Regions from separate parts of the Homo sapiens genome. Here region 2 is linked to region 1. Evidence: read pairs that join two places in POLR2A ChIA-PET (ENCODE). Cell type or tissue: K562. All regions are shown on one strand. Links, peaks and the distances in the headings refer to the core of each region. The heading gives the core; the rest is flanking DNA. Region 1 overlaps GDPGP1 (GDP-D-glucose phosphorylase 1). Region 2 has its middle 46 kb from the start of IDH2.

The links. ChIA-PET counts read pairs that join two places held together with the same protein. Peaks named below come from ENCODE experiments on the same cell type or tissue, not always from the same donor. Only the 100,000 strongest peaks of a DNase experiment are listed, where the experiment ranks them.
Region 2: POLR2A ChIA-PET joins it to region 1 with 5 read pairs; 29 of 35 experiments call an interaction of 5 or more read pairs at or near these places.

The regions. Positions count from the first base shown.
Region 1 is chr15:90,239,808-90,244,051 of GRCh38, forward strand. GDPGP1 (GDP-D-glucose phosphorylase 1) reads left to right here. Exons shown (of 4, transcript NM_001013657.3): 4 at 1,093-4,244. The coding sequence starts at 1,102. The coding sequence ends at 2,259. It also overlaps a transcript of CIB1 not described here. Among named protein-coding and RNA genes, the nearest start is that of TTLL13, 7.6 kb to the right of the region's middle. In K562, for the core only: no CTCF peak of the experiment used is centred there; a DNase peak (open chromatin) is centred at 1,944; H3K4me3 peaks cover 159 bases.
Region 2 is chr15:90,146,559-90,151,069 of GRCh38, forward strand. No RefSeq gene overlaps it. Among named protein-coding and RNA genes, the nearest start is that of IDH2, 46 kb to the left of the region's middle. RefSeq lists an enhancer at 2,631-2,840. In K562, for the core only: no CTCF peak of the experiment used is centred there; a DNase peak (open chromatin) is centred at 2,723.

The DNA.
Region 1 (4,244 bases), core at 2-4,001:
CCAGATACTTGGGATGCTGAGGTGAAAGAATCCCTTGAGCCTGGGAGGTCAAGGCTTCAGGGAGACATGTATGCACCACTGCACTCCTGCCTGGGTGACAGAGTGAGAACCTGTTTCAAAATAAAATAGGCCGTGGCTGGGCGCAGTGGCTCACACCTGTAATCCCAGCACTTTGGGAAGCCGAGGTGGGTGGATCACCTGAGGTCAGGAGTTCAAGACCAGCCAGACCAACATGGTGAAACCCTGTCTCTACCAAAAATACAAAATTAGCTGGCTGTGGTGGCACATTCCTATAATCCCAGCTACTTGGGAGGCTGAGGCCAGAGAATCGCTTGAACCTGGGAGGTAGAGGTTGCAGTGAGCCAAGATAGCGCCATTGCACTCCAGCCTGGGTGACAGAGTGATAAATAAATAAATAGGCCAGGTGCAGTGGCTCAGGCCTGTAATCCCAGCACTTTGGGAAGCCGAGAGGGGAGGGTCACCGGAGGTCAGGAGTTCAAGACCGGCCTGGCCAATGTGGTGAAACCCTGCCTCTACTAAAAATACAAAAATTAGCCGGGCCTGGTGGCGGGTGCCTGTAATTCCAGCTGCTTGGGAGGCTGAGGCATGAGAATCACTTGAACCCAGGAGGTGGAGGTTGCAGTGAGCCAAGATCGCGCCACTGCCCTCTAGCCTGGGCAACAGAGTGAGACTCTGTCTCAAAAAAATAAAAATAAATAAATAAGCTGTGCATGTTGGTTCATGCCTGTAATCCCAGCACTTTGGGAGGCCAAGGCAAAGGGATCACCCGATGTCAGGAGTTCAAGACCAGCCTGGCCAACATGGTGAAACACCATCTCTACTAAAAATACAAAAATTACCCGGGCATGGTGGTGCCTGCCTGTAACCCCAGCTGCCCAGGAGGCTGAGGCGGGAGAACCGCTTGAACCCAGGAGGCGGAGGTTACAGTGAACCAAGATCACTGCCACTGCACTCCAGCCTGGGTGACAGAGTGAGACTCCATCTCAAAAAAAAAAATAAATAAATAAATACAATGACAATCTCTGGAGGTGGGTTACCATCATGTGTTTTCATCTTTTATGACTATTTCAGGTCAGCTCTATGGCTCTTCCACATGATTCAAACGAAACTTCCTATTTGCTGCCTCCCAACAATGAGGACTGGGGCAGGCAAACCATTCCTGACTTTGTTTATGGGCAGAAGGATCTCATGGCAGAAGGGATTCAGTGGCCAAGGAATGCACCTGGCATCCCAGATGCTCTGCCACAATCTCCCTTTGATGCTGCACTCTGCTCTGCCTGGAAGCAGCGGGTGGAGCTGGGGCTGTTTCGCTACCGTCTACGGGAGCTACAGACCCAAATCCTCCCTGGTGCTGTGGGTTTCGTGGCTCAGCTGAATGTGGAGCGTGGTGTGCAGAGGAGGCCCCCGCAGACCATCAAGAGTGTGAGGCAGGCATTTGACCCTGTACAGTTCAACTTCAACAAGATCCGGCCCGGAGAAGTCCTCTTCCGTTTGCACCGGGAGCCTGATCTCCCTGGGACTCTGCTGCAAGAAGACATCCTGGTGGTGATCAACGTCAGCCCCCTGGAGTGGGGCCACGTGCTGCTGGTGCCTGAGCCTGCCCGCCAGCTCCCCCAGCGCCTGCTGCCGGGTGCACTGAGGGCAGGGATTGAGGCTGTGCTGCTGAGCTTACACCCGGGCTTCCGTGTCGGCTTCAACAGCCTGGGAGGCTTGGCCTCGGTGAACCACCTCCACCTGCATGGCTATTACCTGGCCCACAGACTGCCCGTGGAGCAGGCGCCAAGCGAGCCCCTGGACCCTGGAGGCCATTTGCATCTGCTCCAGGACCTCCCAGCTCCTGGCTTCCTCTTTTACACTCGTGGGCCAGGGCCTGACTTGGAGTCCTTGATAAGCAGGGTATGTCGGGCCACTGATTATCTGACTGACCATGAGATTGCTCATAACTTGTTTGTCACCCGGGGAGCTCCGCCGGGAAAGACATCACCTTCCTCAGCCCTCACAGGGGTCCGAGTAATTCTGTGGGCCCGGAAGTCCAGCTTTGGGATAAAGGACGGTGAAGCTTTCAATGTTGCCCTCTGTGAGCTGGCTGGGCACCTCCCTGTCAAAACATCCCAGGACTTCAGCAGCCTGACAGAGGCAGCTGCTGTGGCCCTCATTCAGGACTGTCGGCTGCCCCCATCCCAGGCAGAAGACGTACAGGCAGCACTGGTGGCCCTGATGTCCCAGGAAGAGCAATAATACTTCTGGATGTATTTATGTTCTTTTTTTCTTTTCTTTTGAGATAGGGTCTCACTCTGTCCCCAGGCTAGAGTGTAGTGGTATGATCCTGGCTCACTGTAGCCTCCACCTCTGGGGCTGAAGTGATCCTCCCACCTCAGCCTCTTGAGTAGCTGAGACTATAGGCGTGCACCACCACACACCTGGCTTTTTTTTTTTTTTTTTTTTTTTTTAACGATTAGGTGATTTTGTATTTTTTTATATAGACAGCGTTTCACCATGTTGCCCAGGCTGGTCTTGAACTCTTGGGCTGAAGCAGTCCTCCCACCTCGGCCTCCCAAAGTACTGAGATGACAGGAGTGAGCCCCTGGATTCTTTTCTGTTTCTTTTTTTTTTTTTTTTTTTTTTTTTTTTTTTGAGATAGTCTCGCTCTGTCACCTAGGTTGGGGTGCACTGGTACAATCTCGGCTCACTGCAACCTCCACCTCTAGGGTTCGAGTGATCCTCCTGGCTCAGCCTCCCGAGTAGCTGGGACTATACAGGCTCCTGCCACCAAACCCGGCTAATTTTTTTGTATTTTTAAAAGAGAAGGGGTTTCACCACATTGGCTAGGCTGGTCTTGAACTCCTGACTTTAGGTGATCCGCCCGCCTCGGCCTCCCAAAGTGCTGGGATTACAGGCGTGAGCCACCACACCCAGCCAGGATGTATTCATTTTCTACCTGATGAGTCCCTTTCCAGAGCACTGTCCATCATAGTCCTTTGGACATTTATTTTCATGGCTGCCTTCTCACCTGTCTCAGCCTAAGAAGAAGGATGAAGAAAGCTGATAATGATCTCTTAAAGGGGAGAAAGATAATGGTCTCTTTAAAGGGGAGCTGATAGTGGTCTCTTTAAAGGGGAGAAAATCTGGAATAATTCTACTGAGTAAGACATCATGAATGTATCTGCTACCTCTCCCCGTTCTTGTTCAAGCCCCAGGGGTGTTAAAAAGGAGTGTGTGTGACAGTTACACACTCCTGACTTTACATTTAGATTTTGTCTTCCTTTGATATCAAATGTTAGCACGGTAATAGTGCCTGTGCCTCCAGTATTGAGCTGCCACTTCTGTTCTCAGCCTGTTTATTCCCCTTTGCTCACCACTTATTTTTATTGCTTTGTCCCTTCTTTCCATTTAGCCCTGCTCCACCCAAATGCCCCACTCCTTCACTTTCCCTGCCACCTTGAGCTTTCCTCTAGCCCCCAACACCAAGTTGAATGCTCTTCACTGACATCATCTGATGTAAAAACACAGTGTTGTCACAACTTTCCGGGTGCACGTCTTTTTTTGTTTTGTTTTTTTGTAAGGCTGGGGTGCAGTGGTGCAATCACAGCTCACTGCAGACCCAAACTCTTGGTCTCAAGCCACCCTCCCACCTCAGCCCCCTGAGTAGCTGGGACGATAGGTGTGCACCATCACACCTGGCTAATTTTTAAATTTTTTGTAGAGATAGGGTCTTGCTATGTTGCCCGGGTTGCTGTCAAACTCCTGGCCTTAAGAAATCCTCCCACCTCGGCCTCCCAGAGTGCTAAGATGCCACCACACCTTGGTGCAGGTTTTTTTTTTTTTTTTTTTTTTTTTTTTTTGACACAGGGTCACTGTCACCCAGGCTGGAGTGCAGTGGTATGAAGACAGCTAACTGCAAGCTTCAACCTCCTGGGCTCAAACAATACTCCCATCTCAGCCTCCCTAGTAGCTGGGACCACAGGCATGCGCCACCACACCCGGCTATTTTTTTGGAGAGATAGCATCTTGCCAAGTTGCCCAGGCTGGTCTCGAACTCCTGGCCTCAAGATCCTCCCACCTCAGCCTCCCAAAGTGCTGAGATTATAGGCATGAGCCACTGCACCTGGCCTGAGTTTTTTTTTTTTTTTCTTGAATCAGAGTTTCACTCTGTTGCCCAGGCTGGAGTGCAGTGGTGTGATCTCGGCTCACTGCGTCTCTGCCTCCTGGGTTCAAGCAATTCA
Region 2 (4,511 bases), core at 287-4,286, 93 kb before region 1:
ACAGCAGCTAACAATTACACTGACTTACTCCACACCAGGCTTGTTCTAAGCAGCTGCTGTCCAATAAACACATAATGCAAGCCACATAGGTAGTTTTGTTGTTGTTGTTAATGTTTGTTTTTGGGTTTTTTTTGAGATGGAGTTTCACTCTTGTTGCCCAGGCTGGAGTGCAATAGTGTGATCTTGGCTCACCGCAACCTCCGCCTCCCGGGTTCAAGTGACTCTCCTGCCTCAGCCTCCCGAGTAGCTGGGATTACAGGCATGTGCCACCATGCCCGGCTAATTTTGTATTTTTAGTGGAGATGGGGTTTCTCCATGTTGGTCAGGCTGGTCTCAAACTCCAGACCTCAGGTGATCCGCCCGCCTCGGCCTCCCAAAGTGCTAGGATTACAGGCGTGAGCCACTGCGCCTGGCCTAGTAGTTGTTTTTTAATTTATTAATTTACTTTTCACCATGGCAGAAAAGAGCGTAGTTTTAAAAACTCTAGTAGCTGCATTTTTAAAAGTAAAAACAAAAAACCCACTGGTGAAATTAATTGTAATAATATATTCTATTTAGACTGAGTGTGGTGGCTCACTCCTGTCCTCCCAGCAGTTTGGGAGGCTGAGGCAGGCAGATCACTTGAGGTCAGAAGTTCAAGACCAGCCTGGCCAATATGGGGAAAGCCCGTCTCTACCAAAAATACAAAAATTAGCCAGGCGTGATGGCATACGCCTGTAATCCCAGCTACTCAGGAGGCTGAGGCAGAAGAACCGGTTGAAGCCTGGAGGTGGAGGTTGCAGTGAGCCGAGATGGTGCCACTACACTCCAGCCTGGAGGTGGAGGTTGCAGTGAGCCGAGATGGTGCCACTACACTCCAGCCTGGGCAACAGAGTGAGACTCCATCTCAAAAACAAACAAACAAATAATATATTCTATGTATTACAATATATTCTATGTAACCCAATATAATCAATAATTAGGGAGTTATTTTACTTTTTTTTGAGACAGGGTCTCACTCTGTTGCCTAGACTGGAGTGTGGCACGATCACAACTCACTACATCCTTGACCTCCCCTAGGCTCAGGTGATCCTTCCACCTCAGCCTCCCGAGTAGTTGGGACTATAGGCGCGTACCACCAGGCCCTGATAATGTTTTGTATTTTTTGTAAAGATGGGGTTTCACGATGTTGCCCAGGCTGGTCTCAAACTCCTGGACTCAAACAATCCACCCACCTCAGCCTCCCAAAGTGCTGGGATTACAGGTATGAGCTATTGCACCTGGCCTTTTTTGTATGAAGTCTTCAAAATCCGATGTGAATTTATGCATACATCACATTTCAGGGTTTTTTTGTTTGTTTTGTTTTTTTGAGACAGGGTCTCACTCTGTCACCCTGGCTGGAGTGCAGTGGCACAATCATGGCTCACTGCAGCTTTGACCTTCTAAACTCAAGCAGTCCTCCTTCCTCAGCCTCCCGAGTAGCTGAGACTACAGGCACATGCCACCACACCAGGCTAATTTTTAAATTTTTTTTTTTTTTTTTGTAGAGACAGGGTCTCACCATGTTGTCCAGGCTGGTCACAAACTCCTGGGCTCAAGCGATCCTCCCGCCTCAGCTTCTCAAACTGTTGGGATTACAGGTGTGAGCCACTGTGCCTGGCCTCCCGACTCAGCCTCCCAAAGTGTTGGGATTACAGGCGCGAGCACCACGCAGGGTACATCTCAGTTTAGACAAACCACGTTTTCTTTTTGTTTTACTTTTTCTTTTTTTTTTTTGAGATGGAGTCTCGCATTGTTACGATCTCAGCTCACTGCAACCTCCGCCTCCCAGGTTCAAGCAATTCTCCTTGCCTCAGCCTCCCAAGTAGCTGGGATAGACAAGCCACATTTCAAGTGCTCAGTAGGTACTGTGGCTGATGGCTACACTATTAGATGCAGCTGTCTAAGTGCTTTAGCTGTGTTAGTCCTCACAACTGTGCTTTTGTTATCCTCATTTTACAGATGAGAAAATTTACACAGAAAGTGCTTCAGCACTTTGCCCATTGCTACCCAGAAAGAAAAGGGCTGAGCTGGAATCTGAGCCACCAAGGTCAGCCAACTGAGGGTCCACAGTCTGGTGTCCTAACAACTGTGCTATGCTGTCAGCTTCACAAATCTCATCTCCCATAGGAGGTCATCAAAAAGCTGCTTGCAGCTGGGTGCAGTGGCTCACACCTGTAATCCCGGCACTTTGGGAGGCCGAGGCAGGCAGACCACTTGAGGTCAGGAGTTCAAGACCAGCCTGGCCAACATGGTGAAACCCCATCTCTACTAAAAATACAAAAATTAGCCAGGTGTGGTGGTGCGTGCCTGTAGTCTCAGCTACTTGGGAGGCTGAAGCAGGAGAATCTGCTTGAACCCTGGAGGCGGAGGTTGCAGCAAGCCAAGATTGCGCCACTGCACTCCAGCCTGGGTGACAGAGCAAGACTCTATCTCAAAAAGAAAGAAAGAAAGAAAGAGAGAGAGAGGAAGGAAGGAAGGAAGGAGGGAAGAAAGAAAGAAAGAAAACAATAATCCAATATATAGGCAAGAGCCCTTACTTCTCTACTACTTACAGTCTAGTGTTCAGAGAATGTAGGAGTGAGCCCAGAGAGCTTCCCAAGCCTACCATGTCGTCACTGCCTACAAGAGTCCCTGAAGATGGCCACACAAAACCCTGGGGCTTACTCATACATGTTCACAGTTTCATTTTCTTATCATATTGGTCAGTTTCATCTACACTGGAACGTGGTTCCACCTATCTTTCTGTTCTCTGATAAGCTTCAGCTCAAGGGGAAACATTTCTGGGGCCACAGGTTCTGTTGCCTGCCTCTGCAAAGAGCACATTACGCAAAGCAGATGTTCTGTGCCCAATTCAGTCTCTGCTATCAGAAAAGCTGTGTTCAGAGCCACATGGAGCCTGCAGCCTCCTGCTTTGCGGGAATGTTTGTGTAAAGGTTCCTGGCTTTCTCTTTGTTTACATCTGACTGTTTACCTTTCAGTCCCATCTCGTCTTCTGCTCAGTGAACAGTTTTTGCACTGGCAGGAGCCAGGTCGAACAGTTCCATAAACTGCTTTTTTATGGTTCTCAGTAGAGCAGAGGTTTGAAATTAGAGAACCTGAATGTTGGCTCAAGGAGGACACAAACTCCCTGAATTAGTGTCCAAATCTATGTGTGTGTGTGTGTGTGTGTGTGTGTGTTTGTGTCTTTCTAGGGGGTGGTTCCTTATTCTCATTGGATTTCCAAAGGGGTCTGGAACCCACAACAGGGTCAGAACACCTGGGTATATGGTGGGCCCCAAGGGGCCACCAAATGGAACGTTCTGCCGTCTGCTCTTTGGAATATTCTTCTGGCCAAGAGCCACCACTTCCCTGACTCCGGCCTTTCTCTTCCCCACTGTCACCAACAGGGGATATAGGCTTTCTATTGGGCACCACTCCTCACTGAGAACTGCTCTCAGGGCTTTCTGAGCCTGTTGGTGTGACTGCGGTGGTGGCAGCTTGCAGGAGAGACACCTCACTCTTTGCTTTGTGGGATCCTCTGCTTGGTCCCTGACTCACAGACTGAAGCTCAAATTCTAGCCACGCACCAAAAAGTGACCGACAGCCGGGCGCGGTGGCTCGTGCCTATAATCCCAGCACTTTGGGAGGCCGAGGCGGGCGTTTCACCATGTTGGCCAGGCTGGTCCCAAACTCCTGACCATTGCATTTGTTTGCAATGTAATTTGCAAACAAATTTGGTAGGCTGCCATAACAAAAGTTCCACAGACTGGGTGGCTTAAACCGTAGACATTTAGCTTCTTACAATTCTAGAGTCCAGAAGTTCACAATCAAGGTGTCTGCAGAGCTGATTTATTCTGAGGTGTCTCTCTTTGGCTTGCAGATGGCCATTTTCTCCTTGTGTCCTCACATTTTTCCCTCTTGCATGTCTGTGTCCTAATCTTCTCTTCCCTTTTATTTTTTTGAGGCAGAGTTTTGCTCTTGTTGCCCAGGCTGGAGTGTAATGGCGTGATCTCGGCGCACTGCAACCTCTGCCTCCCGGGTTCAAGCGATTCTCCTCCCTTAGTCTCCCAAGTAGCTGGGATTACAGGCATGCACCACTACACCCGGCTAATTTTGAATTTTTAATAGAGACGGGGTTTCACCAGGTGGTCAGTCTGGTCTCAACTCCTGATCTCAAGTGATCCGCCCGCCTCAGCCTCCCAAAGTCCTGGGATTACAGGCATGAGCCACCGTGCCTGGCCCTGCCTAATCTTCTCTTCTTATAAGGACAGCCATCCTACTGGATTAGGGCCCACCCTAAGGACCTCATTTTAACTTAATTACCTCTTTAAAGACTTTACCTACAAATACATATGAAGCTAGAACTTCTTGGTGAACATAATTCAGTCCATACCACTATCTTACACTTCTGTGATTACAAAAGCAACATATGCTCCCTGTAGAAAATATGGGAACATCAGAAATGGAAAAACTAAGACAAGAATCTCTGCAAAAATCTTGTTTTTTTGTTT